2 separate regions of the Homo sapiens genome follow, and region 1 is linked to region 2. The links are chromatin contacts, found by POLR2A ChIA-PET in ENCODE. All regions are on one chromosome and are shown on one strand. The core of a region is the stretch at or near the end of the contact, and the rest is flanking DNA. Distances in the headings are between cores, read along the strand shown.

The links. ChIA-PET counts read pairs that join two places held with the same protein, here RNA polymerase II (POLR2A).
Region 1: POLR2A ChIA-PET joins it to region 2 with 15 read pairs in T-cell. The contact joins the promoter of ING1 here to the promoter of MBNL2 in region 2. POLR2A ChIA-PET finds 5 or more read pairs at or near these places in 2 of 52 experiments (Caco-2 and T-cell).

What each region holds. Positions count from the first base shown.
Region 1 is chr13:110,709,439-110,714,949 of GRCh38, forward strand. ING1 (inhibitor of growth family member 1) reads left to right here and starts at 4,262. Exons shown (of 2, transcript NM_198219.3): 1 at 4,262-4,847. The coding sequence starts at 4,712. It also overlaps a transcript of CARS2 not described here. RefSeq lists enhancers at 2,689-2,778, 3,379-3,428 and silencers at 2,919-3,258, 2,932-3,100, 4,099-4,448, 4,459-4,648, 4,809-5,098 and 2 more.
Region 2 is chr13:97,221,083-97,226,197 of GRCh38, forward strand. It overlaps MBNL2 (muscleblind like splicing regulator 2), which reads left to right and starts at 1,251. Exons shown (of 9, transcript NM_001382683.1): 1 at 1,251-1,449. RefSeq lists an enhancer at 1,273-1,332.

The DNA of each region.
Region 1 (5,511 bases), core at 3,012-5,511, about 13 Mb after region 2:
AGAAACATAGCTCATTACCTAATGATGGTTAGAAATGTGATCTTTTTGCATATTGAATATCTGCAGGTTGAATATTAAGGTAAAGTAAAATAGACTGCTAATGCTCTTCATTACTATACCTCCCAGCCTACATCTTTCTCCTGTGCTGGGTGCTTCCTGCCCTCGAACATCAGACTCCAAGTTCTTCAGTTTTGGGACTCAGACTGGCTCTCCTTGCTCCTCAGCTTGCGGACAGTCTATTGTGGGACCTTGTGATTATGTAAGTTAGTACTTAATAAACATATATATGTATATACATTATATATATCTATATCTCCATCCTATTAGTTCTGTCCCTCTAGAGAACCCTGACTAATACACCATATATACATAAAAAGAGGATCCATTTAATTGAAGTCACCTCCCTCTCCAATCTAGGTCAGAACGAGGAAGTGTGTTAAAGTTAATGATTCCAAAATATCACTAATGCCATTTCTCAGTCCTTAATGACAACAATAACAAAATCAAGTTCTCAGTATTACATTTTCTTTCAAGGCAAAATCTTGTAAATCAGAAGTAGAGTTGATTACGGTAGCATATGGTTTAGGGGTTTTCAAGTTTAAGATGAATGAGTTTGCATTTATTTTTTAAGCACTTTGAAACTTAAACAATTCTATGCTTGGCCAGGCGCGGTGGTTCACGCCTGTAATCCCAGCACTTTGGGAGGCCAAGACAGGCGGATCACCTGAGGTCAGGAGTTCGAGACCAGCCTGGGCCAACATGACAAAACTCCGTCTCTACTAAAAATACAAAAATTAGTTGGGCATGGCGTCCGGCACCCGTAATCCCAGCTACTCAGGAGGCTGAGGCAGGAGAATCGCTTGAACCCGGGAGGCGGAGGTTGCAGTGAGCTGAGATCACGCCACTGCACTCCAGTCTGGGTGACAAGAGCAAGACTCCGTCTCAAAAAAAGAAAAAGAATTATATGTTCATCTCTTATATCTGACTCTCATAGGTTTGAGCATTTTCAGTTAGACTGGAAATATAATTTTAGAAAAAAGTTTAATTTTAAATGTTTCTTTTTAATCCATTTGAAATTTCTGTTCTACGGAAAAGTTTTAACATCCATTTTTGCAACACGCCACAGGAAACAAAACTGAAAGAGACAAGATTCTTCAACGTATCTTCAAAATTAAGCACCTTTCTTCAATGACATTTAAAATTCGTTATCAAAGGTAATTATGTTTTATTGCTTGATCTTCTAAGTTTGTTCCAAAAAAGATAAAATCTTTTTTGACTTTTTATCCCAAGGGGTGGGCTAAAAGTTTTATGGAATGTAAAGCTCCAAAAAACTTTTCACTACTGTATCCCCAGCGCACGGACCAGTAGTTGGCACATGGTAGACACTCGTCAATATTCCTTGTTGAATGCTTAAGATGCCTTTTTGGTTTATGTGTATGTGAAGAGAGTACATAACTAGAGGAACAAAATCATTACTCAGATTGTACTGTGTTGTGATTTTTTTTTTTAAAAAGAAAACCTAGGTTAAACTCCATCTTATCTTTGTAAAGGGTAAATTACTTCCAATTTTATTCTTGAGTTCAGATAAACACTATTCATTCTAGAGCCAATGAATGCTAGGAATAGAAGAACCGGTCTATTTCTTACTATTGTACTTTTAAATTACTTATATGCTTTTTGAGGGAAAGGCGTAATTTTCCTTATTCAACTTTGTACTCCCTCTATACTCTGTATTCGACATAATGTTTGTTTCCACATAATGTTATCTTGTCGTAGTCTTTTTTTCTCTTTTTTTCCGGAGATAGTCTTGCTCTGTCGCCCAGGCTGGAGTGCAGTGGCACAATCTCGGCTCACTGCAACCTCCCCTCCTAGGTTCAAGTGATTCTGTCTCAGCCTCCCCAATAGCTGGGACTACAGGCACGCGCCACCATGCCCTGCTAATTTTTTGTATTTTTAGTAGAGACAGGGTTTCACCATGTTGCCCAAGCTGGTCCCGAACTCCTGATCTCAGGCAATTCGCCCGCCTCGGCCTCCCAAAGTGGTAGGATTACAGGCGTGAGCCACCGCGTCCGGCCAAGTGTTATAGTCTTTTGTGCAGACCAAGTAGTGGCCAATAAATCTTGTAGAAACTAAAGTACTCATTTGCTTTTAACTAGGCCAAGACTAGAATAGCGTGATCTGTAAGTAAAATAACAGCCATTTCCCCAAATATCAAAGCCAAAGCTCTCCTGCTGTGTAGGTGAGATGAAGGGGCTTAAAAGTGAAGATTAAATCCACTTCAAAGTGTAAAGAGTATCCATCCATTTATCATTGCAGCAACGTTGCAACGTGAACAATCCGATTCCAAATACAAAACAGCTTAATTCAGTCTCTTTGCCGTACTCACATCCATAGCACAAAATACCCGGCAGGGCCCTGGAATGAGCACCACTGCGGTTAATAATCTACTCTATAAATACTGGACGAATCCAAATTTTTACTGGATTACACAGAATACGTTTTTAAAAAATCCAAAGAGTTTTAGATGTTACAACAGGGTTCCATCAAATACCACGTTTCCAAATCTTACCACCAGAATGTGTATCCATTTCAACTGCAATTATTTTGTGTCTAAAACTGTGTACTCTGCTTTGCAACAGGATAAACCCGGTGGATAAAAGCTGAAATCCGACCCTGTCCTAATTAAGAGGCTAAGAAAAATGGAGAACCGCGCTGGCGTGGAGTTGATACAGAAACACTGCAAGGGCTGGGGACAGGGCTTAGTTCGTGGAATACACAGGCAGCACCACCAACCCGGCTCTCCGGAAAAGAGAAAGTCCAGTGAGAAAGGTGAAAACTGACAAGGCACCGTTCTCCGACTTGCTGAAAAAAAGACAATGCAAATAGAGCAGGGTCCAAGGCGGAAGAAAATCAGAGAAAAGCAGGCAGCCAAGCGTGGCGAACACAGCTCTCGGGGCCACCCCGGAGGGGACCCGCGGCGGCCGCAGCGGGGCGGAGGCCGAAGCCGAGGCCGCCCCGGAACCAGAGAGCCAGGCGGGAAGTGCACAAAGGCACGAGGCCACGCCCAGGAGGGGCGGGCCCTTTGGCCGGAAGGGGGGGGGCCGGCGCGCGGGGCCGGTCGCCTAGGCAACGGGCTCGCGTGGCGTCCAGGCTTCTCAGAAAGCCCAAAATCCGGGAGCTTTGGGAGGGTAGAGGGGCGACGCGGGGGAGGGCGGTCCGGGGAGCTGAATGGCCTCAGGACGCCGGCCGACCGGGTGTCTGCATACTGTGGGCGGCCTTTCCAAGTGTGGGGAGCGGCCTCCGAGAACGGTGTCCATGACACAGGGCGGGAAGAGATAAGGCCTAGGGAAGGCGCCCCTCGGGCCTATCCACCTCTTCTGGGGCTCGGCACTAGGAAGCAGCTTCCCTCTCAGGCCCCTTTGTCTCCAAGCCGTTCCAAACTGAGTACCGGGAGACGACACAAAGGGAGGGCGGTGACGGATGGCGCAGGCGCGGGAGCCGCCTAGGCTGCTGGGAGTGGTGGTCCGGCCGCGGAATGGGTAGGTCTCCCGCGCACTCTGCGGCCGCAGCTCAAAGGACACCGAGAGGGTGCCAGTGCGCATGCGCCGCCACTTCCGCCCGTGCCCGGCCCTCCCCTTCCTTCCGCCTCCCGGAGGACTTGGGTTTCTAGTAGTAAGAGTCCGGGGGGCATTACTCACGGTCTCCCCGCCTCCTCTTCATCGTGATTGGGCTGTCAAAGTGATGTTGGCAAGTAGATTGGCTACTGCGGTTGCCAGTTCTGTTTCGGGCCCTACTTATACTGCTCTGTGGGGCGGGGACGAAGAGTCAGGGGCTGAGGAGCGAGTTGCGGTAGTTGCTGTGTACCATGGTCTCGGAGGTTTCTGTCCCGCGGCCCGTTAGGTCCTGGTCGGGTTTTCAGCGAAGCAGGCCGCTCCCCTGCGTTTCCCAGCGGGCGTGCTGTGCCGCCCAACAGGCTCTGCCTCCAAGTGCCAAAAACTCCTAGTAAAGTTTGCGCCTCGCCCGCCGTCCACACCCCAGCGGCCCTGACGCTGTCCCCTCCGCGACCCTCGCCTCTGGAAAAAGTGACAGGCAAGGCCACGCCCCCGCGAGGGCCGGCCTGGAGCCCGCAGCCCCCAGGGCCTGGGACGGTGAGGGGCGTGAATGCGGCGGGGGGCGGGGCCGTTGCCGGGGGAGGGGGCCGGGGCGCATGCGCGCTGCGCAGCGGGGCTGAATGTTTCCCAAGTGTTTGAAACTGGTATTTGGGTTTTCCACGTTGGACAAGTGCGGCTCGGCGGCCAGCGGAGCGCGCCCCTTCCCGCTGCCCGCTCCGCTCCTCTCTTCTACCCAGCCCAGTGGGCGAGTGGGCAGCGGCGGCCGCGGCGCTGGGCCCTCTCCCGCCGGTGTGTGCGCGCTCGTACGCGCGGCCCCCGGCGCCAGCCCCGCCGCCTGAGAGGGGGCCTGCGCCGCCGGCCGGGGCGTGCGCCCGGGAGCCACCGCCACCGCGGCCCGCGCCCTCAGGCGCTGGGGTCCCCGCGGACCCGGAGGCGGCGGACGGGCTCGGCAGATGTAGCCGCCGGGCCGAAGCAGGAGCCGGCGGGGGGGCGCCGGGAGAGCGAGGGCTTTGCATTTTGCAGTGCTATTTTTTGAGGGGGGCGGGGGGTGGAGGAAGCGGAAAGCCGCGCCGAGTCGCCGGGGACCTCCGGGGTGAACCATGTTGAGTCCTGCCAACGGGGAGCAGCTCCACCTGGTGAACTATGTGGAGGACTACCTGGACTCCATCGAGTCCCTGCCTTTCGACTTGCAGAGAAATGTCTCGCTGATGCGGGAGATCGACGCGAAATACCAAGGTACGGCCGGGTGATGGATGGGCGGGGGCGGCCGCCTCCTTCCCGGCGGGTCCGGGCGCGCCGCGGAGCCGGGCCGGTCCTGCCGTGGACCGGAGGAAGCGGCCGGCTCCGCAGCGGCGGCCCTCGGCAGGGGCAGGAACAAAAGGTCTGGAGCGCCTTTGATTCGCCAAGGTCCTTGTGTGCAAAGCCCGGGACACGGAGGAGGAAGGAGGCGCGAGAGGTCTCGCTGCAAGGCTGCGCGACCAAAGCGCTCTTTGTAGTGAAGTGATGAGGCGGGTGCTGCGGGGGAGGGGGCGGCGGGTCCAAGCCGCGTCCTCTAGGAGGGGGTGCAGATTACGGCGCGAGATGGAGGGATGTGCCGGCGCCTGGGGCTATAGGGCGCCGAGACGGGGCTGCAGGAGGAGGGCGGCTGTGGGCCGGGGTTCCCGCGGACCCGGTGCCTCGGTCCCGGGCAACGCCGTTCCTCTGGCCCTTCTTCGTCGCCCCCCACTCAGTCCCGAATCTGAGTGTTACATAAAGTACCGGGTAGTACTCCGCTCGGGGTAGGTCGGCCGCCCCCGCCCAGCCCCCTCCGGCCCTCACTTGGAGCTGGACACCGAGTAGGGGCCGACTGCGAGGGGCGACGCCGCCGGTTGTAGTTTGCGGAGGACGAGGGCTTTTCTCT
Region 2 (5,115 bases), core at 1-2,500:
TTATGTTTTTAAGATGCAATGGCAAAATAAAAAGAAAGCATTCCATTGCATTCTGTTGCTTCATTACAGATGCGCTGAACAGTTGCTTATAAAAATCGTGCATTGGGTTCAACCTTTCAGATGAATAAAGGCTTTGTTCTGTCTTGGTCTCATCATGTAATCATCATACTTTTTTTTTCTCAAAATGTGGTATTTAGGGGAGGAAAATGTATGCTTGTTGTGTTTGCTCAATGCCATATGTTTTTGAGTTTTTGTTTTCAAGGCATACAGAAATGCTGTAGACTGGGAAATAAATAAATAAATAAATAAATAAATAACCCTTCCTAAACTTTCTCTTCTTCTGCTTTATCTCAGGAAACTCCAGCACCTCCTAGAACATCTTTTGTGGAATGGCACCTCATGGGGGCCCTTGGATCATGTACCCCTTGTATTCAACAGTAAACATCTTCCTATAATCATTGCTTCATTAACGATAATGTGAGCCAATGCACAGTATTTATCAAATGGCATCTAAGATGGTTAAAGCACACCTAATCCTCTCGTGGGTGCCTGCCAAGAGTAGAAAAGGGTAGTGTATAGATATCAATTTTATTGTCCAGCATTCCCTAATCGAAGTCCCAAGTGGTCTGAAAACTTAGACGAAAGATAAATGGGCCGCAGTAATTAACCACTGCAATAACAGATGTTATACAGGAAACCTGTGTGTGCCAGAGCTATAAGCATGTTTTGATTTTGAATACGCACTTGGGCTAGCACATTCTTCCTCAATAATGGAAATATGTAAATGTTTTGTAAGGTATTAACTGCCATGGCAGACGTTGAATTATTTTTCCTTTAAAAAACATATACATATGCTTTGTCAGATAGTCCAAGGACTTCAGTTTCATGTACAACCTGGATTTCTTTGGAATCTGCGGAGTTTCACATTTTCCCAAGTGTTCACGGTGAAGCTCCTGGCTTCGAGCTGGCTGTCTTCAAGGGTGTTTTCTTGAGCTACCCCTCTCTCTGCTCTGCCAATTATGTGCCACTTTGTCTTGGTGCTATGATTGCTTTCTTCTGAGAGGGAAATTCCTCTTTCATCAGTATGGATGCACTGTTTTTACACACTGCAAGTGCTGTGTTACTGTGTCAGTCATCCTATTAGGGCCAGTTTCAGACGAGTAGGGCTGACGAGCTGGCTGGGGATTGGCTGGCCCCGGCTGGGAGGGATTTGTCGGAAGGAAGGGCTGCAGCTTACAGCAACAGAGTTTAGACTGTCTTTGCTTCATCATCTGAAGGTAAAATTTTCCAGATACGGCAGACGGCTTTCAGAGTACAATAAACAGGGAATGAGAACTATTTACATGGAAGTTTCTTTCTCATGATGCGGTGGAGAAGCCTCGGCCACTTGGTTCTGCCAGATGTTCCTGGGGTTACTGTAAATGGGAAGGACAGGCAGAGCTAAACAAGGTAGGAGAATCGCCCCCCTTTTTTGAATGTTTAAAGAGTTTGCTGCAGTATGCTGCATTCCATGTGTGCTGCTTACGGGAGCCAGGGAAACTGGATTCCACTAATTCAATTGTAATACTTGCGGGGGACCCTGGAGTTTTACGTAACATTTTGATTTGAGAAAAAGAAATGGCAAAGCTTGAATCTATGCCGCCTGTTTGGGGTGAGGCAAGAAATCGAGTTTTTATGCAAAGAATCGATTCATTTATTATATTATTTTTTAAAAACCATTTGAATTCTTTGGAGCAATCTTATTTTCTTGCTGTGAAAAATTGTTATATTGCCATAGCTAGTTCCCAAATAGATAAAGTTTACATGGATCCTATTATTTGAAAACAGACTTGCAATTAAGGATTAAAAAAAAATTCATGGTAAATAATCATCGGTTGAATGTTTGGCCAAACGTATGTGTCTATTTATTAAAAATTAGGGACCTACCTAGCTCTACAATGCTACAGCTTTAATTGAGTTTCAAAAGCACATTTTAAACAACCTAGCAAGAGGTAGCTTTCTGGCAAGTTTTCGATACTGTAGTTCAATGTTTACATTTCTTTTCCTGGCATGTCTGAGCCTTTGTTTCCAGCTTAAAAGTGGAACCATTATATTCAAAAGTAAAGCTGGGTTAATAATGCTTACTGCAATTATCTGATCTTTATGCATTTTTAATGAGAACACACAGCCAGCAGAATAATTTAATGAGGGCAGGCTAGCTTTTAAAGCTGTGTTTTCACTATGCCGAACCATATCAACTTTCTCGCTGAGAAGCAGCAGTGAGAAATGATGGAGAAGATTTATTTTTAACACACTTGGCCCAGGAGAAGGAAAGGATATATTTGCTAAAGAATTCTTTCTGCCCTTTTCCGTTTTAAATTTCTGCCAGGCATGAGGAAACTGTGCTTTTTTGTTAGGCCTCGGAAGCATGTGTTTACAATAAATGTGTAACATTTTTAGAATAGTTAGCAAGCACTGAAGCGAAGAAAAAAATCTGACTTGCCTAACCACCACCACCTTGAATGTTCTACAAGAAACATTACTGTCCCTTTAAAAGACAAAGGTTAAGTGGAAAGCTATTTGTTAATTGGGTAATGTGTGTGTTTTGGGGACAATAAGGTTTTTAAAAAAGGCAGGGGGAACATTCTTATAATCTTTAAATAAGAGGAAGTTTCTTCAGCTATCCTACTTGTTTTGCAAGGAGCAGTAGAACTACTCATTTAAATAAGGGCAATGCCACGTAGATTCTTCTAGACCCACTGTTTTTACTTTCAAGGAGAAGTGCAGGACACTAGCCCAGAACTTCTGACGTCATCCCCCAACTATTTCTGCTGTGTGTTCCTTTATTCGAGCTTGTGGAGAGGAATATTTCTTTATGTCCTGGCCAGGAACATTCTAACTCCCCACTGGCAGGACTTAAGTTATGTCTTTATATTTTCGCCTGTCTTTTGTAAATTGTAAACCTGTCCCCTCATAAATAGGGCATCTTCTTGTACCTGCCACATGTCGGGCCGGTCAGCACAGGTTTTCTGCAGGGCTTCTGGCTGGGCTGGCAAAAAGCAGCAGGGAGCAGGGCAAAGCTTTTTTTCTGGCCTGACTCCCCCTTGGTGCAGCCCAGCGCTGCCACCTGGGTGGATGGTCCCCGGGGCCCTATTCCCAGTTGCTCCAGAGCCACTATTTAGGATCCAGGTTGTGCCACCAAGTTCAAGGCTGGTTGTGATGGTGAGAACAGCTGCTTTCATAGAAAAATCATCATGTCCTAGCACAGATGGCCCCAAGCAGGGGAAGTACAATACTGCAGGCTGCAAATCCATGTCACAGGTGGCAACCTTGGTCACAGAGATCGGGGGAAGGGTAATGTTTACAAAGGAACCTTTTAAAAAAGATTTTGACTGGAGCACATTGGAGTTCTCGGGAGTTCCCAAAGCTAATTTGTGTCTCCTCTCTGACTACTCACGTAGTTTTGAGCAAGTGCCTACCTTGATTTTTCTGTCTTTTAATAGAATTGAATCATACTTGCTACACTTTCCCTCATCATTTAGCATTTTGAGACCTTGACCTTTTACCAAAAAAAAAAAAAAAAAAAAAAAAGTTGTTTGTCTCTTGGCACATTGAGCTATTTAAAGTACAAAGGGATAAAACCTCGGTATTAAGAAACTGTTGGCAAACACCTTAGAGTATTAAGATACATAGTCATATACACAAAACCCTTCACTCTACTTTGTGCTCATGTAAATTTTTTAGGGATACTTTTTCTTAGTTCAACAAATGAAATTTCCAAGGAAATCAAAGCGTTGTTGTTTGCATTTTTTCCATCGATCTAATCTAATATACTAGAAGCTCTGCAAAGCACACTATTCTGGCCACAGGCCTTGTAGTGCCCAAAACATTTAATGCTGTTTTTCCTTTGACTTTTGTGTTAAATTTGTGAAAGTGGAGTAAATAAGAGAAAAAACAAGAGGGAAGGAGAAAAATATGCTTGTGAAATATACTGGTTAGGTAGCTTTACTGGTTAACAGCCTGCCTTCTCTCTGCTAGTTGTTTCAATTTGCTGTTGCTATGGTGAAAACAAATCAATATCACATGGCTACCAGCCAGTCCCGCGCTCAGGGAGTGCCATAGAAATTCAAGATCAGGTACTCAAGATTCCAAGCAAGAATTGGGAAAAGAGGATTTAGATGCTGAGCTTAAGAGAATTCCTTATAGTAGAATAAGTAGGTTCAATCTCTCATGCATTTTCTCTTCCTTTTTTCCTGTACTTTCCTACCGATAACAAGAAAAAGATGAAAAGGAAGGTATACTGATTTGTTTACATTTCCAAAATGACAAAACAGATTATCAACATAGAAATAGGTTGGCAACATTGCAAGGGGTGAAGGATTCTGATTCGGGAAAAGGTGGATAACTACAAGACATGTTGGTTGTTGAAAACATAGTTTTGGGGGCCTTTACCATCTTCAGGTACAGCTACATGTCAGAGCTGGCTGGGTTGTGCCAAGCAGAGAAACCTGGCAACTCTAGGGGGCAGGTGGGCAGTGGAGATAAAGGGGGTTATAAAAAGGTAGGGAGGTGTGGGCATAAAAATCAACAAGCAAGAAAGCCCAGAGAGAGCTGCAGGTCAAGAGTCAGGCCAGGCAAGCACAGATCCCTGGGGCATGGCAGAACAGGAGAGGACAGTTCGCCCTGTTCACGAAATCTGCTCAAGACCCAAGCTAAAGGCCTAGCAAAGAAAGGCAGGAAATAGCTGCAAAGAGAAGTAAAGGTGTCATGGGCCCAGGCATCCTTTCCGGAAGGGTCGACTCAACTGGATGAGCATGGATGTCCACTGCTGGGGAGAGCAAAGAGCTTGATATTTTAATGCTTTGGTTTCTCTCAGAAGAATGAGGCAGGAAGACTTAACCGGGCTTTGTAAATTAGTTAACATACTATTTTTTTTTCTCCAGTTTTATACTCTTCTCAGTTTTTTTTTTCTTTTAAAAAATGTGCACAAACTATTTGTTGCAGCCGTGATAATATTCGTAGTAAAGAGCCAAAGGTGCTGCGTGGCTGGGTCTGCATCAGGCCTGGGCCTCCGACTGCACGGCTCCAACTACACAGTTGTTTATGGAGACCAGTCCCGGCCTCCTCTGCTGAGAG